Linked DNA regions of Homo sapiens: all the other regions are linked to region 3. The links are chromatin contacts, found by Hi-C or POLR2A ChIA-PET in ENCODE. All regions are on one chromosome and are shown on one strand. Each heading gives the region's core, a stretch centred on a gene start or an enhancer-like site at or near the end of the contact. The rest is flanking DNA. Distances are from core to core; before and after follow the strand shown. Region 1 overlaps LINC01170 (long intergenic non-protein coding RNA 1170). Region 2 overlaps LOC101927421 (a long non-coding RNA gene). Region 3 holds the start of ZNF608 (zinc finger protein 608). Region 4 overlaps LINC01170 (long intergenic non-protein coding RNA 1170). Region 5 overlaps LOC101927421 (a long non-coding RNA gene). Region 6 overlaps LOC101927421 (a long non-coding RNA gene). Region 7 overlaps LINC01170 (long intergenic non-protein coding RNA 1170).

The links. A loop is a pair of places that touch in the nucleus more often than their neighbours do. ChIA-PET counts read pairs that join two places held with the same protein, here RNA polymerase II (POLR2A). Pooled maps may share reads with other maps.
Region 1: a loop to region 3 is called in a map of dorsolateral prefrontal cortex, with 3 times the contacts of the local background. The contact joins the enhancer-like site here to the promoter of ZNF608 in region 3. A Hi-C loop is called at or near these places in 2 of 168 maps with a recorded cell type or tissue (Caco-2 and dorsolateral prefrontal cortex) and 1 of 50 pooled maps. POLR2A ChIA-PET finds 5 or more read pairs at or near these places in 2 of 52 experiments (IMR-90 and Panc1).
Region 2: a map of endothelial cell of umbilical vein shows a loop between it and region 3 (6-fold over the local background). The contact joins the enhancer-like site here to the promoter of ZNF608 in region 3. A Hi-C loop is called at or near these places in 2 of 168 maps with a recorded cell type or tissue (endothelial cell of umbilical vein and mammary epithelial cell) and 1 of 50 pooled maps. POLR2A ChIA-PET finds 5 or more read pairs at or near these places in 5 of 52 experiments (AG04449, HEK293, OCI-LY7 and 2 more).
Region 4: a loop to region 3 is called in a pooled map, with 3 times the contacts of the local background. The contact joins the enhancer-like site here to the promoter of ZNF608 in region 3. A Hi-C loop is called at or near these places in 1 of 50 pooled maps. POLR2A ChIA-PET finds 5 or more read pairs at or near these places in 4 of 52 experiments (A673, HEK293T, Panc1 and 1 more).
Region 5: a map of PC-3 shows a loop between it and region 3 (7-fold over the local background). The contact joins the enhancer-like site here to the promoter of ZNF608 in region 3. A Hi-C loop is called at or near these places in 10 of 168 maps with a recorded cell type or tissue (MCF 10A, PC-3, cardiac septum and 7 more) and 13 of 50 pooled maps. POLR2A ChIA-PET finds 5 or more read pairs at or near these places in 2 of 52 experiments (OCI-LY7 and Panc1).
Region 6: a map of heart right ventricle shows a loop between it and region 3 (5-fold over the local background). The contact joins the enhancer-like site here to the promoter of ZNF608 in region 3. A Hi-C loop is called at or near these places in 4 of 168 maps with a recorded cell type or tissue (cardiac septum, heart left ventricle, heart right ventricle and 1 more), 1 of 37 single-sample maps with no recorded cell type and 15 of 50 pooled maps. POLR2A ChIA-PET finds 5 or more read pairs at or near these places in 4 of 52 experiments (HEK293T, OCI-LY7, Panc1 and 1 more).
Region 7: a loop to region 3 is called in a map of heart right ventricle, with 4 times the contacts of the local background. The contact joins the enhancer-like site here to the promoter of ZNF608 in region 3. A Hi-C loop is called at or near these places in 8 of 168 maps with a recorded cell type or tissue (IMR-90, cardiac septum, chondrocyte and 4 more) and 15 of 50 pooled maps.

The regions. Positions count from the first base shown.
Region 1 is chr5:124,288,204-124,291,602 of GRCh38, forward strand. The region is part of intron 4 of LINC01170 (long intergenic non-protein coding RNA 1170); the gene reads right to left. Among named protein-coding and RNA genes, the nearest start is that of LINC01170, 150 kb to the right of the region's middle. RefSeq lists an enhancer at 1,597-2,560. Within about 2 kb of position 1,553, at least 8 of the 41 ENCODE cell types and tissues checked have a DNase peak (open chromatin) inside an H3K27ac peak, as active enhancers do; they include dorsolateral prefrontal cortex, where a contact is called at or near this core.
Region 2 is chr5:125,092,377-125,096,249 of GRCh38, forward strand. The region is part of intron 2 of LOC101927421 (a long non-coding RNA gene); the gene reads left to right. Among named protein-coding and RNA genes, the nearest start is that of ZNF608, 350 kb to the left of the region's middle. Within about 2 kb of position 1,580, at least 4 of the 41 ENCODE cell types and tissues checked have a DNase peak (open chromatin) inside an H3K27ac peak, as active enhancers do; they include endothelial cell of umbilical vein and mammary epithelial cell, where a contact is called at or near this core.
Region 3 is chr5:124,745,314-124,748,672 of GRCh38, forward strand. It overlaps ZNF608 (zinc finger protein 608), which reads right to left and starts at 1,326. Exons shown (of 10, transcript NM_020747.3): 1 at 882-1,326. RefSeq lists enhancers at 1,567-2,565, 2,259-2,438, 2,566-3,359.
Region 4 is chr5:124,261,169-124,265,039 of GRCh38, forward strand. The region is part of intron 4 of LINC01170 (long intergenic non-protein coding RNA 1170); the gene reads right to left. Among named protein-coding and RNA genes, the nearest start is that of LINC01170, 180 kb to the right of the region's middle. RefSeq lists an enhancer at 2,445-3,385. Within about 2 kb of position 2,568, at least 3 of the 41 ENCODE cell types and tissues checked have a DNase peak (open chromatin) inside an H3K27ac peak, as active enhancers do.
Region 5 is chr5:125,042,700-125,046,166 of GRCh38, forward strand. All of the region lies in intron 2 of LOC101927421 (a long non-coding RNA gene), which reads left to right. Among named protein-coding and RNA genes, the nearest start is that of ZNF608, 300 kb to the left of the region's middle. Within about 2 kb of position 1,269, at least 8 of the 41 ENCODE cell types and tissues checked have a DNase peak (open chromatin) inside an H3K27ac peak, as active enhancers do; they include PC-3, Panc1 and endothelial cell of umbilical vein, where a contact is called at or near this core.
Region 6 is chr5:125,196,454-125,200,318 of GRCh38, forward strand. All of the region lies in intron 4 of LOC101927421 (a long non-coding RNA gene), which reads left to right. Among named protein-coding and RNA genes, the nearest start is that of LINC02240, 290 kb to the right of the region's middle. Within about 2 kb of position 2,263, at least 4 of the 41 ENCODE cell types and tissues checked have a DNase peak (open chromatin) inside an H3K27ac peak, as active enhancers do; they include heart left ventricle and heart right ventricle, where a contact is called at or near this core.
Region 7 is chr5:124,340,131-124,343,702 of GRCh38, forward strand. The region is part of intron 4 of LINC01170 (long intergenic non-protein coding RNA 1170); the gene reads right to left. Among named protein-coding and RNA genes, the nearest start is that of LINC01170, 97 kb to the right of the region's middle. Within about 2 kb of position 2,086, at least 7 of the 41 ENCODE cell types and tissues checked have a DNase peak (open chromatin) inside an H3K27ac peak, as active enhancers do; they include heart right ventricle, where a contact is called at or near this core.

The DNA of each region.
Region 1 (3,399 bases), core at 303-2,802, 460 kb before region 3:
TTTTTGAGATGGAGTTTTACTCTTGTTGCCCAGGCTGGAGAGCAATGGTGCGATCTCAGCTCACCGCAACCTCCACCTCCTGGGTTCTCCTGCCTCAGCCTCCCAAGTAGCTGGGATTACAGACATGTGCCACCATGCCCAGCTAATTTTGTGTTTTTTTTAGTAGATATGGGGTTTCTCCATGTTGGTCAGGCTGGTCTTGAACTCCCGACCTCAGGTGATCTGCCCTCCTCTGTCTCCCATAGTGCTGGGATTACAGGCATGAGCCACTGCACCTGGTCCAGCCCCCCTCCACATTAATGAATGATGCCACTTCTGTGTCTCCAACCTCAGCTAACCCTCTTGGTGAGTGTAGCCTTTCTTTTCTCTGCCAAATAAATCCATTCAGAATTCTCTGAGTTAAAAAAAACAGCACGGCCCTTTTGATACTACCTTGGCCTTGAGATCAGCTCACCCCTTCCTTCAACTGGCCTTATATACAGAACCTGGAAAAAAGGTATAGCTTAAAAAATAAATCATGATTCAGCAAACTTCTGTGCATAGAGTCCCATGACTCCACCCATTTTTGCTTTCATGAAAAATCTTTCTTAAGGGAAAAATTTGACCCAAGGCACAATGAATTCCTGCAGTTAACAGCAGGCTTGGGCTATTGCACCCTGGCCAACTATTCCTACAGAAATTGGTGTTCTTTATCCGATTCCCTTGGCCTTTGTCTTATCTGGTTTCTGTCCTTATTTTCCACTATCAAGGGAGTATTGCTTCTCTCCTCTCTCCCCTCCTTTGCAGCTTCATAATTGTTTTGAACTCCTCCATCTGTATCTCTTACTGTGGGTTCTATGCTTAAGATGGGTCCATTGTTAATGCAGGTTCGTGTTGACTTTCTACACAATCCTGTGCCTCTTCCAATGGCTGGAAGGTTTTTGCTAGATATGCTTATAAATGTTTGTATGTGGGAGGAGGTTGTCATTATTTTTAAAGCAAAAATCTCTTATAGCACTGTGAAGCCCTTGCCAGGGGAAGTCACAATCTGGCTGCCTCTTTACCAGAAAAAAAACTACATCCCGTCATTCCTTGAGCCGTGGCCAGGGCCAGCATGTGGCACTGGCCTGGGGCCAAGAGGACTCTGCTACTGGCAGGGAGGTGGTGACAGGCTGAGGGGGCTCAGAAGCCTCTCATCACACTTTCTCAGGGAAGTGGGTCCAAATTCATTTCCCTGGTTCATGCATTCCATTATACTCAAAGCCAGCAAGCACCACATAAAGTGACGATTTTTAAGTACACTTAAAACTAGAGTATTGTTTTCTCATGATTGCGTTCAGTAAATTATGGGGGAGGAAAGGTGTCGGGAGCTTTCTCGGCCCAGAAACGTGTAGTTACGCCTTGGGGATTAGGAAATAAAATGAATGCTGGTGATCTGGCCTCCAGGTGGAGGCGAAGAGAGAGAGGAGGTGTTACATGTTTCTTTGCCAAGTGCTGGTTCTGACTTGCCAGGATCTTGCTGGAGTAGCTCCTGCTTTCCTGGGAAAGTCCAGCATCCAAATGGCACCAGCCAGATGTGAGAAAACCCTACAAGCTGCCCACAGCCCCTCCTCTGGCTGGGAACTGAAATGGCAAGTCCACCTGGCTTTGTAAAAACAAAGAGGTCCTTCTCTCTGCCTGTAGCTTTATGGGTTGGCAGGTCCGGAAAAGCCTCCCTTTGATCTTGAGCTTTGAAGGGATCAAACAAGCTGCTTTAATGGGCAGGAATGCAGCTCTGAAAATCCTACCTTTTGTCAGTAAAGCATTTCTCTTTTTCCTCCTGGGGCAGGTGCAATGGAGGATGTAGTCTGCTTTCCAGGCCCTGAGCCAGATGTTCCTTCTTGCAACAAGTAGAACAAAGGAGCGAAAGTGAGATCAGGGCAGCCACTGACAAGGCCTTGTCCACAAATGAGCTTTGCCAGGTTTGAGAGTTAGTTCTTGATGTGTTCCTTCCTGAAACCTGCTTTAACTACACTGCATTTTACAAAGGCCAGAAATCAGCTGCTTTGGTGTTAACTGTGCTGATCATGACTTCTCCAAGCTTTTAGATTTTGTTTGGAAGAAGGCTCACCTTTAAGCAATGGGATTTGGGCTAACATCCTTTGATTTATGAGATATGCTTTCCAACCCTTTACAGCCTAGGATCCCAGACTCCTTCTCAATGCCAAAACAGCCTTTAAATAACCACTTTTCTTCCCTTAGCCTATGCTGCTACTATGACAGCAGAAATAGAAAAAAGAAAAATTGGATCATGTTTTTGTTTCATGAGGACCATTCCAACATCACTCTAAAGAGATGCTGTTAACATCTCACATCAGATAGAGAATACATTTCTCCAGCTTACCTGAAATAAGTAGATTCACCACATCCTCTAATACCTGAATAACTAGAACACTGCTCCCTTATAAAATGTTTTCTAGAAATTGCCTTAAATGCCTTTAGGGAAGAGATACTGGTGATTATGCCTCCAAATGATTCCATAACTATTCAAGCTGGCAGTTGAAGTTTTCTTGGTGATTCTTATTTTCATTAAGCATCTTTTGAAACTGGATCCCCCAAGGTAGGTTCTGCAAATCCCTAGACCCAGGATATGTTCCTTGAAGAGAGTGCTCCGTGGCCAAAGTAATTAGCAAAACATTTGGGTTTTTTGTCTGTTTTATTTTTTAAATTTATTTTATTTTTTTTAGAGACAAGGTCTCATGTTGTCACCCAGGCTATAGTGCAGTGACCTGATCATGGCTTGATACCCCCTGCCCACAGGGACTCAAGTGATCCTCTTGCCTCAGCCTCTCGAGTACCTGGGACAACAGGTGCATGCCACCATGCCTGGTTAATTTTTCTATTTTTTTTTTTTTTGGTAGAGACAGGGTTTTACTATGTTGCCCAGGCTGGTCTCAAACTCCTGGGCTCAAGAGATCCTCCTTCCATGGCCTCCCAAAGTGCTGGGATTGCAGGCATGAGCCACCACACTTGGCCCAGTTAGGGAAACATTTGAATACCACAGTTTTCTCTTGAAATTCTCACTGTGCATTCAATATAAGTCTCCTAGAAGAGACTTGTTAAATACCATTTAACCTATGTTTTCCCAAATCACTTGGCCAGGGGGAATGTTTTGCCACATAATGTTTAATATCCCTAGAACTAACTCTTGGGAAAACAGACTCTGATATATTTTTCCTTAGAGCACAATCATAGGATCTACCTGTAGCACTCTCTTAACAGATTTGCAGATTTGTTCCTAGGGACTGTGACTTGATAGATCAGAAGTGGGATCCAGGATTTTAAACAAGGACCCTAGGTGATTCTTATAGTGAGCTCAGTTTGAGAAATTCTGGCTTTCTATATACCTACCCTCTGCACTTCCTACCTGTCCCTCCCCCC
Region 2 (3,873 bases), core at 330-2,829, 350 kb after region 3:
TGCCCACTTTTTAATGGGGTTGTTTGTTTTTGTGTGTGTGTAAATTTAAGTTTCTTGTAGACTCTGGATATTAAACCCTTGTCAGATGGATAGATTGCAAAAATTTTCTCCCATTCTGTAGGATGTCTGTTCACTCTGATGATAGTTTATTTTGCTGTGCAGAAGCTCTTTAGTTTAATAACAAACACATGGAATCAACTAACCCAATTGCCCATCAAGATAGACTGAATAAAGAAAATGTGGTACATATATACCATGGAATACTATGCTGCCACAAAAAGGAATGAGATCATGTCCTTTGCAGGAACATGGATGGATCTGGAAGCTGTTTTTCCTCAGCAAACTAACCCAGGAACAGAAAACCAAACACCATATGTCCTCACTTATAAAAGGGAGCTGAATGATGACAACACCTGGACACACTGGGGGAAACAATACACACTGGGGCCTGTCAGTGGGGGAGGGGGGAAGGAGAGCACCAGGAAGAATAGCGAATGGATGCTGGGCTTAATTCCTGGGTGATGGGTTGATCTGTGTAGCAAACTACCATGGCACACACTTACCTATGTAGCAAGCCTGCGCATCATGCACATGTACCCTGTAATTTAAAGTAAAAGTTGAGGAAAAAAAATAAAGAGCTCAGCCGCGCGTGGTGGCTCACGCCTGCAATCCCAGCACTTTGGGAGGCCGAGGTGGGCGGATCACGAGGTCAGGAGATTGAGACCATCCTGGCTAACATGGTGAAACCCCGTCTCTACTAAAAAATACAAAAAATTAGCCGGGTGTGGTAGCGGGCGCCTGTAGTCCCAGCTACTTGGGAGGCTGAGGCAGGAGAATGGCGTGAACCCGGGAGGCAGAGCTTGCGGTGAGCAGAGAGGCGCCACCGCACTGCAGCCTGGGAGACAGAGCGAGACTCTGTCTCAAAAAAAAAAAAAAAAAAAAAGATCTCAAGGAAGGCAAACACAAATTGTTCAGGCAATACTTAATAGGGAAACATAGTAATGTTTTCTAAAATCTTCAGACTCTTAAAATTAATTTCTATTTTATTAATAGCCTCGCATCTTTTATGTATATGTGAATGAAAAAAAGAATAAATTGAATGATACTCTCTAGTTTGCAGATCAGGCTTTTGTTCTGTTGTTGTTTAGACCTGTTAATTCATTTATAAAACTCTCATTTTGGAAGTATGGAGTTATTTTTGTATGGAAGTTAATTGTTTTTAAATGGTATGACTTTTTTTTTTTTTTTTTTTTTTTTCTTCCGTGAGCATTTCGATGCCTGGAAGCGGGAAACCTGATTTAGCTATCTGTTGCCGTCTTGGTCTTTATTTTAGCTAGGAAGACTAAAGGGCTGCATGTTAACCTCTCCTTGAACTCAGGGATTAAATCTAGTTGGTTATCTTAAGTTTAATAAGTAGTATCCATGAGCACAATGATTCCTTTAAGTGACTTTATTAATTAAACAGCTTAAAACAATTGCTTGAGACATGGCTATGGCAAGAAGCCTTGGGAGTACTGAGGTACTTCTGAGAAAGGGAGTAGGGCACTCTGTCAAAGACTCTGGAAGGTTCAATTGTGTCTTTTGTTTTATACTTGAAATGCTGGACCCGCTCAATGAATTAGCAGGAAGTGACACATACTGAGTCGTGGACACGCATTCACATGCTAGAAGACATTATTAATGCCTCAGGAATGGTGGAAAATTCTTTCTTCTACTTATTTTTATAAATTATTGTTTCTCCCTCCATTGTACCTAGAGCTAGAGGGAATTGTCATAATAATGTTAGAGGAGGATGATTTTGTATGACGTTTGTGAATCCACATTATACCTATTTGAGAATAAGTGCCCTCAGTGTTCTTGGTACTCAATGCACTGTGGAAGTGAAATAATGCCTGCTTGCTCTTCCAGAGTTTGCAGTTTAGCACAGGAAAGAGGGAGACAACGATTGAAAACCAGAAGTAGCTGAAAAATGAGAAAAAAGATCTGTAAACACTAGGCTGGGAGGTTTACTATAGCAGAAAGCTCATGTACACCTGAGAAAATGTTCACCTAAGCTTGGCAACGATTTTGAAGAAGCACAAGTTATGGTACATTTTAAAGGAAGAGTAGTACCAATCTTAATGTCTTAACTAGGCTAAGATCTATGACCCTTAATTAACAAAAACTATCTACAACTGAATTACAAAATATTTCTGAAAGTCAATAAATGAATCTATATTAGTCAAAAAATACGTTAACCGGTGGATAACATGATTACAGTAGTGTCGAAGGAAAGGAAACAACGTTTATCAGTTGGCTTACTTATTTTTCAGTTTCATCTATTTCCTAAAATTATATTTGTGACTTAGAACAAAGTAAGCATCCTAAGAATGTAGTACATGGGCTTTGCATAAATACAGCCACATGTGCTATAAAATAGATGTGAAACATCAAACTCACTCTCCCTCCAATCATGTGGCTTAAATAGCCAAAGGTGTACTATACACTTGTGTAATATTTTCTCTCTTTAATTCTTCCTTTTATCATTAAAAAGGCATGAATTATCGTGCTGTATAAATAGAAAAATATGATAATGTGTGTGCATCTTGAAGAAGAAGGCTCTCATTCCATTTAAAAAATAAATTCCAGATTAGGAGGAGCCAGATTGTAACATTTTGGATCTACGACCGCTATTTGCTTTGCCACCTGAATGACACAAAGAACACTGTTTGTGCAGTGTTGTGTGTGCCTCTTTATAGAACTTGCATGTTTTCCAATTTGTATACATGCATACTTTGTTTTATTGTACTTTATTGCACTTCTCAGATTTTACAAAGATTTGAAGGTTTGTAGCAACCCTGCATAGATCAAATCTGTTGGCCTAATTTTTCCAACAGCATTTTCTCATTTTATGTCACATATTGATAATTATTGCAATATTTCAAGTTTTTCATCATTATTTTATCTGTTATGGTGATTCATAATCAATAATCTTTGATATTACTATTGTAATTGTCATGGGGCCCACAAACCACACCCATATAAGATGGCAAACTTAATAAATGTGTGTCTTCTGACTGCTCCACTCACCAACTGATCCTCATCTCCCTCCTACTTAGGGCCTCCTTATTCCCTGAGACACAATAATATTAAAACTAGGCCAATTAATAACCTGAAAATGACCTCTAAGTGTCCAAGTGAAAGGAAGAGTTGCATGCCTCCCACTTTAAATCAGAAGTTAAAAATAATAAAGCTTAGTGACCAAGGCATGTCAAAAGCTGAGATAGGCCAAAAGCTGGGCCTCTTAAACCAGTTAGCCAAGCTGTGAATGCAAAGGAATAGTTTCTTAAGGAAATTCAAAATGCTACTCCAGTGAACTCATGAATGATAAGAAAGTGAAACAGCCTTATTGCTGATATGAAGTTTTGAGTGGTCTGAATAGAAGACCAAACCAGCCACAACATTCCCTTAAGCCAAAGCCTAATCCAGAGGAAGTCCCTAACTCTCTTTAATTCTATGAAGGCTGAGAGAGATGAGGAACATTCAGATTTGAAAAGATCTGAAGCTAGGAGAGGTTGGTTCATGAAATTTGAATAAAGAAGCTGTCTCCATAACATATGAAAGTAACCATGCAAGGTGAAGCAATAAGTTATCCAGAAGATCTAGCTAAAATCATTGATGAAGGTGGCTACACTAGTCAGATTTTCAGTGTAGATGAAACAGCCTACTATTGGAAGAAGATGCCATCTAGGACTTTCACAGCTAGAGAAAAGGCAATGCCTGGCTTCAAATCCTCAAAGGACAAGTGACTCTCTTGTTAGGGTTTATGCAGCTGCTGACTTTAAGTTGAAGCCAATGCTCATTTACCATTCTGAAAATCCTAAGGCCCTTAAG
Region 3 (3,359 bases), core at 76-2,575:
TCAGGTTTAAAGGAAAATAACCAAACCCGAAAAATAAACCTATGACAGTAAGCATCTTACGGTAGCTAAAAAGAAAATCCCTTTATCAACAACACAAGGATAATCACCTTTTTAAAAGCATTAAATTATCTTAAGGATCTGATTCAAGTCCAGAAAGGTTTTTGTGTTCTTTTTTAAAGTTTAGGATTTCAGTCTGGCACATGTGATATCTCAACCCCAGAAACACAGCCTGAACACTCAGACAAGAAGGAAGAACACAGCTTTAAACATCCCTAAACATGTCCTAGATCTTGCAATTTAGAAGACCAGACCCTGGAAGTTCTGAGGCTAGTTTTCAGAATAGAATGTTGCTAAATTTTCCTTATTTCTAATTTAGGTTTCAGTACTTCTTTTTACAAATTGTCTGGGCAATCTGTTTTTTGTTCCTAGTAAGGAACAGAAAAAACAACCAATAACTGCCCCCAACACACACACATACCTCCCTCCTATCCTCTTTTCCCAAACAGCTTCTACAATTTCTTTTTTGAAATATGCATGTCTTTTAAGAGCATTTCTCTCTAGAAAAGACAGTGTTATATAAAAAGTTAAATACCTGCCTTTTGAGAAAAAAATACATTTAAACAATTCTACCATATTCCTAGGTCAGAGAATTGCTCACTCTCTTAAATACGGTGCTACTGACTGTACAGAAAACTGATTAAGACATACACTTTAAGTGATCTGCGCCAAGGTGGCCTCAATGACCGCAAATGAGTGTGTTTGACAAAGAGCAGTTAAAACGGTTTTTAAAGGGATCAGCCCCTTTTTAACAGTTGATTGTCAAGAAAAAAATAAATAAATATACATACACACACACATACACACACACAGACATTGCTTACCTTTTAATCCTTTATCATTTTTTAATTAGGCCAGCAAATCAAAATGCCTTTCCCACTCCACTCGGCAAACAAGCCTGTGCCTCATTTTACTTAAACACCAAATGATCAAGAAGGAAGAAACCAAATAACACATCTCAGCCAGAATAATCACTCGATAACATTATTCCACCTCCCCACCCCCCTTTTGGCAAACGAATCAGTCCTTTTCTCCTTAAAAAAAATGTGTCACTGTACAGCTGGAAAATAATGTTTCACATTCACAACAGAAGCACCAAAGGTTTTTTTTTCCTCTTAACAAGCATCGAGAATAATAGTTTTTTAAAAAACAGAGAGTTTAGAGAAAAAAGTTTTCCCAACTTCTCATTCCGCCTTCAGTTCCAGACTTCAGAGTCACCGTGATCAGTAATGATCCCATGTAGCAAACCTACAGGCGTCCGCTAGTAACGAGACAGAATGTGCTAACATCGGGATAAATTAGTGAAAGGGAAGAAAGAATAAGAAGAAAGGACTGAAAATCTGGGCTGGATTCCGCCTGTTAGTCGGGAAGTGGCATTTTTCCGCCCGTCCTGACAGATTTGATTTCTTGAACTAACTTAAGAGAAAAGGAGGGGGGGAGTAGAGGGAGGAGGAGGAGAAGAAAGGGTGGGATGAGAAACTGGGCAAGAGGAGAAAAAGAAAGGTGTGGAGGAGGAGACAGCAGATGATTCAGTGAGCTGATAAACCAGTTATAACAGCATTCGCTCGGGGCGGGGGGCGGGGGGCTTGGGGCGGTGGGGTGGGGAAAATAACGGCGTTTAAAATGGGCTCAGTCTTCGAAACCTAAAGGATGTGATGTTTTCCTGTCTTATGTTGTTTTAAGAAAAAGGAACTGAGTTCCTAGTATAGCTCCCGAGGGGAGTGGAATCCTCTGTCGCTCAGGTCAGCCAGTCATGTGGTAATTCGATAATTAGAGTCAAAATAAGGTTTTTGTTTTCTTTTTTTTTTTTTTTAAGGCGACCCTTTTCGGGAGTTTTTCCCTCTTATACTCGCAGCAAACGGTGTGTCTCCCTTTTATTTATTTTTTCTCTCCTCTCCCTTCGCCCAGCCCCTCCTGTGTTTAGTCAGATGGCCCCGGAGCTTGGCTTAGTATTTTTAATTAGCTGGCGTTTGGAAGCTAAAAGCAGTAATGAATTGTTGATGGATTGGAAGTGGAGAGTCGCTTTGCTGGAAATGTCGGGGCTGGGAGAGGGGGATGGGCGAGTTAGTAACAACCAACCATCTAAAAGGAGCGATTTTGTTACAGTGCAAGCCTTTCACATCACGTGAGGATCAAGGGCTCAATTGGTTGTCGTGAGAACAAAAATGGTGACAAGCGTATCAAGAAAATACTGATCTGGTCTTTAAAAAAAAAAAAGCTGAAAGTCTCTCCCCTCCCCCTGCACACACTCCCCCAACCTCCTCCCCCCGCCCCCCCGCAGTGGGCGAAGCTACAAGTTATGAATGTGAAACATTTCTCGGAGATCTAGGATCTCCGAAGTTCGGAAGGAGCGAAATGTAATGAGCACAAGAGCAAAGCAGATGTTTTAAAGAAACACTTTATAAACCTTTCCTCAACTTATCTCCAATTTGTCGGCTTTCCCAAGGGGCCAGGGACGGGGACGCCTGGGGGAGGGAGAAGGGTATCTCCGAGCTACTTGGATTTTAGGGACCCCCACTTCATGTATTAAACAAAGAAAAACCTTTTGCTTGCTCCCCAGCCTGGTCCTGTAATAAATACACCATTGTTACTATTTGTGGGTTTGTTTGGGTTGGGTGGGGCTTTTATTTTTTCTCTTAATGGTATTTTTGTTGCTTGCTTTTTTAAGGAGATGGCGAATGGTAATTATAACCATTACATGTAATGAGTGACTATTCCCTTGTTTAATATTAAATTATCGGGCACTGGGATCTGACAGGAGACAGAAATCGGCTTGTTCTGCCCTTGCCCCCATTTTCCTGGATCGCTTTGGGAGGGGGGTCTGCCCAGCTAGGACAGAAGAGGGAGGGAGTAAGGTGAGCTAGAGAATTGACACTGCAGACCAGGATATGCAACTGTGTCACTTTTATTCTCCTTTGGGTTAGAGCCCAAAAGCTAATTTCCTCTAAGTTACCCCGAGTGCCCAGTCAAGCTTAATTTGTGTGAAGTTACAAATGCTTCACCCTCCACTGAATAAAATTCACCCTTCTTGGGTTGTTGTTCTAAATGCAAAAGCCAAACCCTGTAACTAGTTCCTCATTTCTATGCATAAAACTCGCACATTCCCCTGCATGAAGTCCCCGCTAAGTGCTATATAGAGACACACCACGCAACCGTACTTACGGTCTGTATTGGATCGAGTTGACCTTTTCCTTCTAACTGCATTGAATGTGTTTGGTTGCAGCCGCTTTATTTTGGAAATTATAATCTCTTCAACAAATTTATTATTAAAGAAGATGGACCATCAAATGTCACAGACCGTC
Region 4 (3,871 bases), core at 1,318-3,817, 480 kb before region 3:
GCCCCCTCCTCTTCCCCATGGTGGGAACAGTATGTCTGATCCAGCAGCCAGGCTGTGGGCAGGAAACCCTGCTTGATGCCACGTAGGACAGAAGACCAGCTCTCGTCCTCAGACACACGTGGCTGGTGCAGTCTGGCACATGAGGAAGGGTATTACTCTTCCCAGATGGTGTTTCCTATCCCTCTTCACAGCCAATCTAGGAAATGGCTGTGCCAACATTGGCAAAAGTGTCCTGCAGTCGACATGGGGAGTTAGTCTCAGAGTTGGAGGATTTACCATCGTGATGTAACTGGTATCCCTTACATGGAAAAGGTAACTTACAAGTACACAAACGGTGTAGCTATGTGCCATAGTTAGAAGTAAGACTGGATGAGAATACCAGATCTCCATGAAGAAAAGATCTAACACTCAGATGGTGTACTGACACAAGAAAGAACAAAATCAAAGAGATGAAAACGAACCTCTTGCTTTCAGGAAATCCTGATGAGACACATAGCTTTTGGCACTCCCAGTAGGAATGCAGTTTTACTCAATGCCTCCCTTTGAACTCTTGCTTCTACTAAAAACTAATTGGTGCTCTGATGACGGGAAAGCCTTCCTTTAGTGGGGAGGCTTCTAGTGTTAGGTATGTGTCCTTTGAGCCATTAATACCTCCATAGGTGGACAGTCATAAAAATAACTGTCCTACCTAATAAGAGTACTGTTAAAGTTATTCAAAATGCTGAAAGCATTAAACAGATATAAAGATGTACATTTTTCTATACCTATATGATAAACACTGAGATGAATATTCATATTACCCAGAAGAGATGTGGCAAATATGGAAGCCACTTGCATTCCACAGTATTTATGTGCAAGGCATGGTGCTAGGTTACAGGGAAGCCAAGAAAACGAAGTCACAGCTTCTACCCTCAAGGAGTTCACAGCTTTATTTTTTAAAAAGGGCAGCTACTCACTACAAAAAGAAGTAACTTACTCAAGATCACACACAGTAATGAGCTTCAAAAAAAGGTCCAGGAGTCAGATATTACCTTGAATATGTCTCTCTGAGCAGAGGAAGATACAGAATTTTCTTTGAACTGTTCCACATGTCCCCTGACATGAAAGCTACTAATTTAACTGGTTAAGAAACCCTGAATCATAAGGGCCAGAAATGCCATCTTTTCCCTGACTATAAACTCAGCAGACAGCAAGAAAATAATGCAGAGTAAGGGGGAGGAGCGATTAACAAAGTACTGCATGTGGATAATGTTAATTTTTAAAATAGATGCACTCGGGGATGTCTCTTTAAATATCCACATTGAATAGGGAGGAATCTGTTCATTTGTTTATTCTACTCTAACCAGACCCTGGCATTCTGTTACCAGAAATATCCTCCTTTCCCCCTCCTCTCTTCCCGGCATTGTCTGCAGGTGCCTTCGCCCTAATACTGAAGTCCTCTGCATGAGGCTGTGACAGGGCTCCTCCGAATATTTGGCAATGAAAGCTGCTTGGCCCATTTTGCACATGCATTTGGGAGATTTCCAAACAGATGCATATTCGTCTTCACTTTCTTGGCAGGAGGGCTGAGAATTTAAGGATTCTTATGGAGAATTTATGCTGCTCTGAAAACTTAACCCATCGTGGAAGAAACATGAAAGAGTTCGTATAAAAGACATGACCTTTTGCCTCCTTTTGGAGTCTGTTGCTTGGCCTCCTGTGTCTTTGTTGCCTTTTATTAAAGCTTTAGCGACTTTCTTTGTGAACGGGTGATTTTCACTGTCCTGAGCTCTCTAGGGTCTATTTTATTTTCAACAATGATTTCCATTTCATCTGAATCCATTGCCACAGCCAAAGATGTGCTTCTTTATTCAGAAAGTGCCATCAGTAGGGATGGAAACAAAATATTGTCTGAAAGCCATTTGGGGGCAATTTAACAAAAAGGGGGTAGAAAAATGAGAGTAACCTATAATTTTATTACCTGGAGCTACATGCTAACAAGGACAAAACAAGAAGTCCCAACAATGGGTGAGCCATGGATGGATCAGCAGCCTGATTGGCAAATCCTAAACAATAACTCTTATTCCTCTGAGTTATTTAATCCCCACATGATCAGACAGAACAAAGAAAGCCCTGCATATCAGGAAGATTTTATAATTTCATATCTGCCTATATTTGTCTGGGCTAAATATAGCCAAGAGCCTTTTAATATTCTCCCTAAAGGATCCTTTGAAAACTCACCAAACAGGAATTACCCTGTAAAAATGCAGAGACGCAATGCTCTGCAAACAGTATTTTCTTAAACTGGATAAACTGCAAATAAAACAAACACACAAAGAAAATTAAATAGTAGTCTAAAAGAATAAGAAAGTAACCTAGCCTCCCTTATTTGACATTGAAAATAATTTTTATAATGTTTAGCCAGGTCCTTCTTTGATAAATACACTAAAGAAATGATTTTTTTTGTCTGCTTAGATATTTCAGGTTTTGTTTTTAATTTGCTTCCTCAGTCATGCTTTTACTTACTTTCCAATTCCTTCCCTCCTTTCCTGGCTCTTACCTGTGTAACCTGATTATACCCTGACATGGATTCCTCCCAGTATAGCTTCCCCACTGCTCAGGGACTTGGACTACAGTCACAGGCATTTATACATCTGCACTGACTCACTCAATCTATTCTTCAGCTCAGTAGGATGCCCTGAAGAAAGGTTCTCAAGCAGGGTCTAACAGGATCTTTATGAGTTGGGAGTTTATTTTTCCCTCTTTAGGGTAACCACTTTGCTAGGAGATGACAGAGATGCTGAGACTCCCTGCATCTGCTCCCTTCTGGCACCCAGCACCAGGGATTTATGATCAACCAAGACCAAGGAGCAACCCCCTGGAGGACGGCTCACAAGGCCTTGTGAAACAAAGGAAGTTTCTTCAAGCAGCTTATCTGTATTAGCAGCACTTGATTCTAGATAGGCGAGTGCACCAACAATTCCGCCTAAAAGAATAACAGTGGCTGAGGAGAACACACTTCCAACTGTGCAGCAATTAGAGTGCTGTTGAATGGCTGATTGCTTGCGTGTGGTCCCCTTAGTTCCCTGGTGGAGCGTGCTTATAGTTCTGCAATTGGATAAAATGGATTGGAATGAGCACTGTCATATAGAACTGCCAGCTGTTCTACTGTTAATAAAGACACTATTTAGCTATTAATACATCCCATTCTTCCATGTTGTGCCCATTCAAACAAAATATCTTTGTTTGCAAAGGGGGTGTGACTGCACCTGTTCTTGATTGGAGATTCTGTGGCCTGTGGAGGACCCCTTGTTACCATTGCGCAGCAATTGTAGCTTCCAGGCAGTGTCTGCTTGTAAAAGAAACGGGGAGACTAGACAGTGGGATTTAAAAAAGAAAAAAATGAAGCTGTGGGTTCAACAGAGCTGCCATTTCTTCAAATGGTCTTTATGAAAAAAAAAAAAAGTCTAGTTTATTGGGCAAGTTGGAATTACTTGTAAGCAAATTCCGTGTGACTAATGATTCCTTCCCTTTTTCAAGGAGTTATTGTGTTTTAAATATTCCTGAGTATGAAGGCAGAATTCTATGGTGATCTCAGCAGGTGAAAAATGCAGCCTAAGCCTGAGTAATTAACAGGAGATACTACTTCCCAAATAAGCAAAAGAGCAAAGCACTTTCTTTCTTTCTATGGGCAAGCACAATACTAGGTTCTTTGGAGTGCCATCTTCAAGGAATTTACAATAAGGGTAAGGAGACAAGATATATATAGATATATATATATATATATATGCAGGAAATATATATATATATGCAGGAATATATATATATATATATATATATATATATATATATATATGCAGGAAAAAATAACCCACATGAACCAAGCTATGTT
Region 5 (3,467 bases), core at 19-2,518, 300 kb after region 3:
AAAGAGTCTTAATTGGCCGATAGATCCCAAGTGACTTTTGGTTCACATATGGAGAGCAGTTTTGTTATGTCAAATCCCAGCAGTTTAGCTTTGTGTCTAACTCTGGATAAAAATGTTGATATTAAACTGGTAGCAAGTAAAAGCAATTCTAATTTTATGTTGCATAAACTAAAGCTCCTTCTTTTGACAAAAACTAAAGGATTTAAAATTACTTCTTGTTGATGTCTCTATAAAACTATGAACCTTCTAGAGGCTCCAATATATCGAATTACATACACATGTACATTCACACCTACAGAAGTCACCTATCTCCCTGAATGAATTTATGTTTATGTAACTACTTACATACTTGTGCCCAAAGGCTTATATTCATGAATGGAAATGGACCCTAGCTGATGGTATTGAGCAGTAAAATTTTATGTGAGAGTTTTGGGTCTTTGCTGCTGAGATAGGAATCTTGCTGAATTTTAAAGGTGACTAGTTAAAAGAAATAAAACATAGTTCACCCTTTCAGTTGGAGGAGAACAGAGTATTTAACAATAGGTTTCCTCTTTGAACTGATGTTCCATGGGAAGAATGGCTGATAATAAATGGAAATGGTGGCTCGAAGAATGTTGTAAGTTTACTTCCTGAGAGAAGTCATTTAGAATCTATCATTTCTGAGGCAGATATAATTTCACTGATCCTTTTGTCTCTTTATATTCTTTTGTCTCTCTATATTCTTTATATCCTGCAGATTTGGCACTAGTTACTATATTTCTTTGTGTTGACCCTGGTCAAATGAGCTTGAGCTACATTATTGTTGTTTCTTGTTTTTCTCTTCTTTTTTCAATGACTCACATTTTCACTAGATTAAGAATAATATTAACCTCTTTTTGGTGTAAAGTATAGCACTGTGACATGTAATATCTCATTGTAACTGAGCTTTGCAATATATTTGCAAGGAAAGTAGAGGTGGTAGCAATATCTCTGTTTGGCATATGAGGAAACTGAGGCTTAGAGAGCCTAAGTGAATTTCCTAAGCTTTCACTGCCAGGACCAAAAAGAGCTCCAGCTTGGTTCTCAGTCTCATATTTCAGATGCTTTTTCCAACATACTTCATTGCTTTTACTGGGCAACTGGCTTTCAAACATGTGGTGTGCACAGTTGGTATGTGTGGGACATTCAAGTGAACTTACCTAAAGGCAACAGAATAATCATTTGGAAGGACTGACCCAAATAGACACAGCTCTCTACCCGTGTGAGCAGCAGGTTAGAATGTGGGCAGGCAGCCCAGAATGTGTCTCCTCCCGGGCAGACAGACAGGAATCTCTCTGGAGACTGGCCAGGAGGCCAGAAGGTCTCCCAGAGACTCAAGAGGGCTGCCAGGAGGAATCTATAATGATTCCATTTTAGGTTTAAAGGACATTATAGTCACAGCAGGCGTATCTAGTACTATACATGATGCTGACACAAATGCACATATATTGGCGTCTGATGTAGATAGATGATATCTTGCTGTGAAGGGTGAACGAACAGGCAGTTTTCTACTTTTAACTTTCAGTCAAACCAATCAACATAAACCAGCCAGCAGCGTATGTGGGATGACAGATACTTCCAGATCTTTGCTGATTGCACTAGCCGGATAATTAATTTGGGCATAAGTCATGGTTGGACTCCTCTGCCACTGCATGTTCAGATTTTTCCCACGACTGATTGTGGCAGAGGCTGCTAATTTTCTACCCAACATCCACTTCGTTCTCCTTTTTCAGTAATAGGACTCTGTTTTTGTAGAGGACAGCCAGAGTATAATTAAAAGACCATTTTCTACATTTCCACTTTGCAGCCAGGAGTGGCTGTGTGGGTATGTTTTAGTCAGTGAAAGGTTAGCAGAAATATGTAGGACTTTTGGGAGATTTTCTTAAAGAGAAGTGGATTGACCTCCCTTCTTGCTGCCTGGAATGTGGGTGTGCTCTAGAAGCTATCTTGTAAGTGTGGTGACCAGGCTGCCATCGTAGGAATCTAAGAGTAGGGGACAGGCAGGAGCTTGAGTCATCCAAAACTCCATGAAGCTGCTTTGACAGTCTTGGCCTGCTGACCTCCAGACTTATTTTGTGTGTAGGGAAATATGCTTCTAGCTTGCTTAATACGCTGTGGTTGTTCGTTATATTGCAGTGGGGACCTTACACCAAGTGATGCCTAGATGGGCACATGGTGCTAGAAGAGATCTAAAATGCGATAAAAATACAGGTGAAAAAAGATTTTAAAATATAAAGGAAGAAATAATTTGGGGTCTAATAAGAAAAGAAGCGAGTGATTGTAGCTGGGTGATATTTAACTCCGCTGTTTTCCAATTCTTTCTGCTCCTGCCCTTTGCCCTACTCTTTAGGCACCACTGCCCTGATGGCAGAAATGATACAGAGAGCAAAGTGTCAAATTACTGGCTTCCAAAGGTCTGTGTAGGCTCTTAATAGTCTATAGAAAATATCATAATGTTTTTAACTTACGTGACTTTATTATGGAGAATTTACAACTCACTCAAGAGTAGGTGGAGTTGTATAGTAATCCTCTATACTCGCCATCCAGTTTCAACAACCATTCATCCTTGGTGAATCCTGTCCCATCTACACCTGCATCCACTTCTCTCTTCTCATTGCTTTTAAAATAAATTTCATATTTTGGCATAATTTTAGATTTATGGAAAAGTTGCAAAGATAGGACAATTTTCACATACTCTTTACCTATGTCTCCCTATCTTACGATTCCATGGTACGTTTGTCAGAATGAATATGTTAGTATTGATGTGAAACTATTAATTAAATCTAGACTTTATTCCTATTTCACCAGTTTTACCACTAAAATTCTTTCTCTTTTCTAGAATTCAATCCAAGATACTACATTGCATTTAGCCCCTTGTTATTTTGAAGCATATCCCAGGTATCAAGTAGTTTTACCTTTAAGTATAGTTGGCCCTCCATATCCATCAGTTCCACATCTGTGGATTCAACCAACCGCAGATTCATTTTTTTTTTTTGTTAAAGATGGTTGCATTTATACTGAACGTGTGCAGATTTTTTTTCTTGTCATTCCCTAAACAATACAACTATTTACATAGCATTTACATTGTATTAAATGTAAATCATCAAGAGATGACTCAATGTATGCAGCAGGATGTGAGTAAGTTATATGCAAATACTACACTATTTTATATCAGGAACTTGAGCATTTGTAGATTTTGGTATCTGTGGGCGTCTTGGAATGAATTCTCCAGGGACAACAAGGGACAACTGTATTTTAGTATACATCTCTAAAAGACAAGGACTCTTTTGCTTTAATGCAAATACAAAGTAATCATCACACCCCCAAAATAGCAACGATTCCTTAATATCGTCAACATCAAATCAAATATTTTCTTGTAAATGTCATGTCCTTCTTACACCTTTTTTTTTTTTTTTCTAATCCTGGATCCAAACATGACCTGAACAATA
Region 6 (3,865 bases), core at 1,013-3,512, 450 kb after region 3:
CTGCATGTCCGCACTGCAGGTGCAGAGTGGGCAGATAACACATGGAAGCCAGTGTGGCCCTATTTCCCCAGTGTTCACAGGACATGGGGCACAAAGGGCCAGCATCTTTTCGCTGTTGCTGCTTGCCATATTTAGTCACTGAGATCTGGAACGGGCCTGAGGAATGCTGAACTGAACTGTTGCTTATGTCATTAAAAACTCAACTAGGCAGAAAGCTAGGAATGGAGCAGTTGACAAAGATAAAGCCGAGAGCTCTGTGGCTTATCCTTAATTAGGTGTTGGCATTGGTTCTTGTCAAACAAGGGGAAAGAGAGTGTGCTGTAGCACACGGACGCACACAGACAGCCCTAGTCACAGTTGGAGAGAACACAAAGTGCATTCAAGCTGGCATTGAAAGGGATTTAGATAAGTACTCGAGGTAACAAAAATCGAAAAAGGAGGATGATAGCAATGGAAGCTTTAGATGAATTGCAACTGAGTGCACCTTTATTACAGCTTATCAGTCTCCAGACAGCTACAAACCAACCTTCCTAGTGCATTTCTCTTCGTGCTCTCCTGGATTAAAGGTCAAAGTAACTCAGATTTATATGTTCTGTCGCGCGGTCTCAGTCTCTCCCGTTGCTCACGTATATGGAGCCCATATCCCAGGGATTTGGTATCCCTGGCATGAAACTTTGCTCCTTGAATGAAGCAAAAGCCTTTCCTCATTGAAAAGGGTCCATTTTTCTAAAATAACTATCTCATAGGAAGAGGTTGCAAATAATGCAATATTAAAAGATCTCAAAGATGCTACTGGCATAAATACACACATGGCAACGTGCCAGCTCTAATCGTTCTTGTCCATAATTATGGTTATATTTTGCATCGATCTGACATATTCAAAAGCTAATATTCTGGTTTATTAGAACAGAGTCTATATGTATTCTCAACATACACAAAAGCTGTGTGTTTTCATAATATGTATAAGCACTTCAGACGGTAAGCTGTGCACATTGCAGCTAGCAGATGGTAGCTCTTATCACAGATAAAAGCACATATATATGTTTCTGTAACTACACCCTCAGAGAGAACGGATAAGAGAAGAATTCTCTCCACATCACAGCTTACATTACCCATCTACTTAGGCAGCAAACAGCATATGTTTTACTGCTGTGGAAAGGCAGTACTTGAGAGGAAAATATGATTAAAATAAACTTAGAGATAACCTGATGAATAAATACAAAAAACCCCTCTGTGTTAATTGAAAGTTAGGGTGTGTGTGTGCATGTGTGTGTGTGAAGGAAAGGATGTCTTAGTACATTCAGGAAGTAAGAAAATAAAGAGTACATCTTTCAGTGTTGCCGGGTAGAATGCAGGATTCCCAATTAAGTCAACTTTCAAATGAAAAATGAATAATATTTTAGTATAAGTATATTCCAAATTGTGCATGCTCCATATTCCATGCAATATTTGAGACATTCTTATACTAAAATATCATGAGTTGTTTATCTGAAATTCAAATTGGAGCCCCCTAGTCCCCCACACATCATAATTTATTTATTTATTTTGCTAAATCTGACAACCATAGTTTTCAGCTGCTGTTATTAATGGTTTTAATCAGTGTTCCCAGTGTTCCAGGTGAAAGGACAGCTATCAACAGGCAAATCTATTTTGGAAGATATGATTTCAAATATTTGTATGCTTTTTCTGTTCATACAAATCCAGCAAGGATTTTGAACATTTATCTGAATGATGCAGTCAATAATAAAGCTAGTATGGATAACTTAGGAAATAGATCTCCCCGCCCCACATCCCCAGTTTTAGATTCTGGTTTGGAACTATTTGGATAATTATTTCACTTCGGCTATACAAGCTTATCTTTTTTCCCCCATTTATGAATTTGATCTATTATTTTAGACTAAGATCTATTTGCAGTCATAAAATAGGAGACAGGCTTTAAACACTCTACAAGTACACATTTGTATTCTTATGGTGAGATAGGCATTCAACTGGAAGGTTAAATGGAGTTCAGATAATTTCTTTTTTTATTCTTTGCTCTGGCTTTTGTCTCATGTCTTTCAGCAAAAGTGAATAAAGATGTCTCCATTTTACACCAAAAGATTCAATTACTTTTCAAATGCTGGGTCAACATCTGCAGATGAACAATCTTAACCAACGTATTTTGATTCTACACAAACTTATGTGACACTTTTGTTTTCTCTCCAAGAGCAGAGAATAGATTCAAGCCTGCTATTCTGAGCTGGAGCTTCCACTGCCACTAGCACTGAACTTTTGGCAGGCAGCCAACCAATCTCTGTAGCCCAGTGAAACTGATTCCATCTGCTCCAGCAGTGCAATATATTCCACTTCAGGTCAAAAGCGGGGAGCCAGCAGTATTAACATTACACTAATCTGTAAAGACATTTTCACTGGGCTAGATAGGCTAATGTTACACAGGCTTTCAAAGCTTCAAGGGTAAGGAGCAACAGTAATTGTCAGGGGAAGATACAGTAGGCAGTGGATTCTTGCTGAGAATATTCCAAGATAGTCTAGATGAATGGTTCTAAAGAATGAAGAAAGAAAGAAAGAAATACCTTTTAAAAGAGACAAGTCATTTGCTATCTTGTTAAGCAGGTATTTCAAACACAGCTTTGGATCATATGTTTAGCAATTATAAACTCTATTGTCCTTTTTTTTTTCTCATTTACTCCTGTATCCCCAAAACTTCTTAAGCACACACGTTTACACACACACAACCTCAAAGCCTATTAAATAATTGATGAGAAGTACAATCTCTATTTAATCTCTATTTAAAAAACCTAGCTGGAAATAAATTGCTTAGTATAACCTTGGTGTTATAAAATGAGAACTATTTCCAAGCTCTTAACAGATTTGTTAAATAAAAGTGAGCATGTGGCTAACCCCTCCTCCATCTTCTCCTCCCCCTCTACTTCATCCCAGCTACCCCTCCCTGCTTTTCTGTGGTTTGTAGAAAATATGCATAGTTTGGGGATACACAGCTCTATAATCAATTGCTCTTTAAACATAAGATACCAAGGACTTTATTATAGGCCCTTAATGGAAAATACACTGAAGGAGAATACTCTGAAAGCAGATTAATGTATACGATGGAAATTTAATACCAGTAGCAGAAAGGGTCTTTTTCATTTCCCTAGTTCTTTGGTTGGGGGGAGAAAGGTAGTTTAAGATTCATGCCTTCAGGCACATCAGAAGGCATTAACAACTACATTTCAGGAAATTGTAATGTATAAAAATTCAATTTAGCCTGCTTGATTTTCTTTTAGTAGAAGAGGAAAAATGTTTGGCTGGAAATAAACCGTATGAAAATTCCCACAATTAGGAAGTATACAGCTATGTTTTTGCTATAATTTGATGTTATGCACAGTTGACGTGAAAAATTACTTTTGTGCTAGAATGATAGATTTCCCTCTAGATGGAAATATGCTATCTCTGTAATTTAAAAAGTAACAAAACCCACACATAATTTCAGTTTTCTTTCCTTACAGAGTAAGTGAAAATCTAGGGTTATACAAAGTTTTCACTTATCTTCCTCTTTTTTAAACTTAAATATGAAAGCTGTTTGGAAATTTGTAAAACTATTGGGCTTTTCAATCTCAGAAAATAATGAAGTAAATTTGGCAAGCATTTTTATTGTACATATTTAACACTTACTCCCTCCATTTATTCCTTGTCATAAAAATTTGGCTATAAAAGGAACTAAACTTACATAGAATTGAAGACCTCCCCTTCTTTTTTTTTTTTTTTTTTTTTTTTTTTACAGTTCTCCATCTAAATGGAAAATTCACACAGGGTACAGGCTAATGAATATGCATGAGTCTTCATGCATTGATATACATATGATTTC
Region 7 (3,572 bases), core at 836-3,335, 400 kb before region 3:
AGACAAGGAAGGTGGTAGGATACGAAGTGAAAGGACACTAGAGACTTGAGAAACAAGAGCACATTAAGAAAATAGAGAAGAATGATCAGTTGACACTGAGAGCTCAGTAGACTCCAAGATTTTAAAGTTTTGGTTGTACAATCTTCAGAACTGTGTAACTAGCTATTTTGAGTACTGCAGGCATAGGCTGCAGTGACAAACAGTTGGATGGAACCAATTGGATTATTCTCCAGCTTCAGAAGGCAAATAGCTGGCCCTCTGCTAGGCTTCTAAGGAGGAGTTAAATCTTTGAATTCAGAGAGATTCATGTAAAATTAACATAATTACCTCTCCCAGTGCCACAAGGATGGAAGGAATAGTGGAAGCAGCAGCAGGCTAACAGACAAGACCTGAATTGTAATCATAACTCTATCCCCAACAGCCATGCCTCCTTCTTCAAGTCAGTGGGTCTCAATTCTCTAATCTATAAAATAAAAATATTATAGAAGAAATCCCCCTCAAATTAGTGTTCTAAGTTTTTGTGAAAACATTGCTGCTCACCTATATCAGGTGAAGGGCACCTCCACATCACCATAAATTGAAGAAAACATTTTGCAAACAGGAAAACTGAGGGGTAAGCTTCTAGAAAACCTCCTATGCTAGACAACAGAGATCCCCTGATTACCTCCAAACCCACATCTTCCTCACATTCAGAAATACTCTCAGGTTAGGCTTGCAGTGTGAGAGGTCTGTAGAATCTATGGCATTATCAAGAAAAGCAGTTCACCTTGATAGCATATCCCAGAGAGAAGACAGCATCTTTTGAACTGTGCGAAGTGACTGGTCCAGAAAGTATCCATGAAAATTAACATCCTCCCCCAGAGAGAAAAAGACATGTTAGGAAGCAAGATTAACAAACCTTTGTGTCGTTCAAAAATTAATCAACACACAGTTTAAACTCACATCAAAATAAAAAAATTTTTAAGCACCTTTCCTAGAAACTCAGGCCAGAGGATAGGGAAGAGATTTTTCTTTCATTTTCTTTCTCTGAAATCAGTCATTTGAAATCAGATGACTGATTTCAGAACAACTACTGAGTGTTGAACAATAAGACATTCAAAGACCAAAACTAGAGAGTCATTTTTTTCAGCACAACACCCTCGGGTAGCTGTTCGCTGTCTCTGGCAGACAAAATTATTTTCCAGTGGCTCCTGGAGGACCATCTATAAACAAATTAGAAATTTCAAAGGGTTTGTTTTCTGCCTTCTGGCTGCCAGTAGGAGCCATTCCCTTTGTGTCCTTCATATGAAAAAGTAATTTAACAAAGAAAAAAAGAGAGAGAGCTCCTTGGCTCAAAACAGACAAGCAAGTACACCTCCTTCCCCGCCCTTCTGTGTTTCCCCTCTGTCCATTGTCACGTTTGGTCAGTTTTCTGTCAAAACAACTTTTATTGTACGCAGCTTTCAGTCCTGCAGAGCTCCAGGAGCTTGGGAGACAAGCCATTTTCCTACAGCAATTTCATCAATAAGAAAAAAATGGAAAATGAGTACTGATTTATGGCTGATTCTTCATAACAAATAGCAGCAGCCAGTAAACGCCCACCCAGCTATGTAGGAAGGAAAAGTTAAGTGCGTCCATCCCCACCCAGTTCAGATGCAGACCCAAGCAAGTACAGCCTCAAAACAAAAGAGAGCTTTCTAAGCATTTCACAACAGCTTGTCAAGTAATGCACAAGGACATATTTCAAAGGAAAGAAAAAAATCAATTCTGCCGCATACTAACTCAGAGCTGGAGTGAGGCTTAATATCTACTAAAAAAAAAAAACCGTTATTCCCCAAAATATCCACCAGTATATAGGTATAAGAAATGTGTTATGCTCCACATGAGGACATTAGCACAATTGCTCCCAGGTTCCTGATAAGGAAACTGAGACCTGAACAGTAGGGAGAATATGTCTATAGTGCCATGGCAAACTGTCTTGAAGACAGGACCAGCAGGCCAGGGGCACTGCTCTCTGTGTTATGTGCTCTAAAGTCAACATATGGAGAATAAGAGGCTTTCCTGAGTTTTTGGCATGAAAAGTCCATTTTCTCATTATTATCTTAGTTTTCATTCTCTGGGATTGATTTGGGGCTTGGCTGGCAGTCAAGAGCTGAAGAACAGGAGGTTCACAAACACAGCTATTTCTAGTATGCTGATACTCTCTACTAATCATGGTTTAAGTGGCATGCCAAATCTAGACTTTGCTTTCTTGGGCCCCATTCAGAGGTTTGCACTTTGAGGTGAAAAGGTCTTAAAAGCCTTCCTAGCACACTGCATTTCATTTAAGGACATTCTTGGCTCGGGAAATCCAATTTGAAGCTATTGGTAGTATGCCAATAAAAAAAAATTACTATGTGGCCTTAATTCAGTTCTGGACATTTTTTAGAAACATAGTTTGGCATGCCTTTATTTTCTAATTCTATGTCTGTAAAATCTCTGGATTCTGTGGGTAGATTTCTAGCAGCAATTCCAGGCTTGGGGTCAAGAAAAGAATGAAAAAATGACCTTTAGGAGTAAAGGCTTCAAGAGTCAGAGCCCACGTCCAGCGTGCACTGTGTGCATGCATGTGTGTATGCGTGTGCCTGTTGCTGCGGGAGGCGGAGGTGAGCATGGGGTAGAGCGCTAGTGAACGAAGTGCTGTAGCACAGAAATGTGATGCTCCAGTTTGGCTAAGGTTCAAATACAACTTCACTCTAGAGCCCTGATTAAGCAAATGTTTAGAACAATATTCAAGTCATAAGCATCAAAAAAAAAACAATCATTTTCCCACTGCCCAGTTGAAATACTTTAACTCACCCTCAAACATGTGCCCTCCATACATGCTCCCAAATGCATGTCTAGGAGCCAGCTAAGAAACAAATATTTAAAATTAACTTACTTTTTGAAATAGCATTCACAGAAAATGTATTCCTCATCTGTTTCCCATGAATGAGATGAATCCATCCTTTTCTGCATGTGTTAAAGTAAAGCATAATCTTGAAAGTAGAGAAAAGGAATCAGTTTTCAATGAAAGTATTTATAGTACTTGGGCTGAAATAATTGACCTAGGTTCAAATGACTAATAGAGAACAGACAAATATTTCTTCCCTTCCCCCAATAACGTAAAAGAATACAGTATTATGGTGAAGACAAGATTTAATAAGCCCAAACACATGTATTCTAAGGAAGATGAAATGTAAGTCACAGAGGGAGTCTTGGTAGTATATTCAATACCATACAGCCATTTTACAAATTGTTTATTTCCTTTACCAGATGGACCCTTTTAAATTTCCTCTCTGTGTACCTTAGTCCTAATGGAAAACCCACCTGAATTGCTTCAACGTCTGCACAGCCCTTTCTGGGACCCTGGCTGGCGCAGCGCATGCAGAGTTAACGCCAACCTTGAGCAGCTCTCTCTGCCCTGAGTAAGGTTATTAAACAGGAACATTTGACTCACAATTTGTTCTCCTCATGTTAAGTAGATTGCAATAACTCAGCTGTCCAGGATCTGTTTATCAATGCTCTGTGGCTTTCAGCAGCAAATATTTTATAACCACTAAGTAGATGTTCAG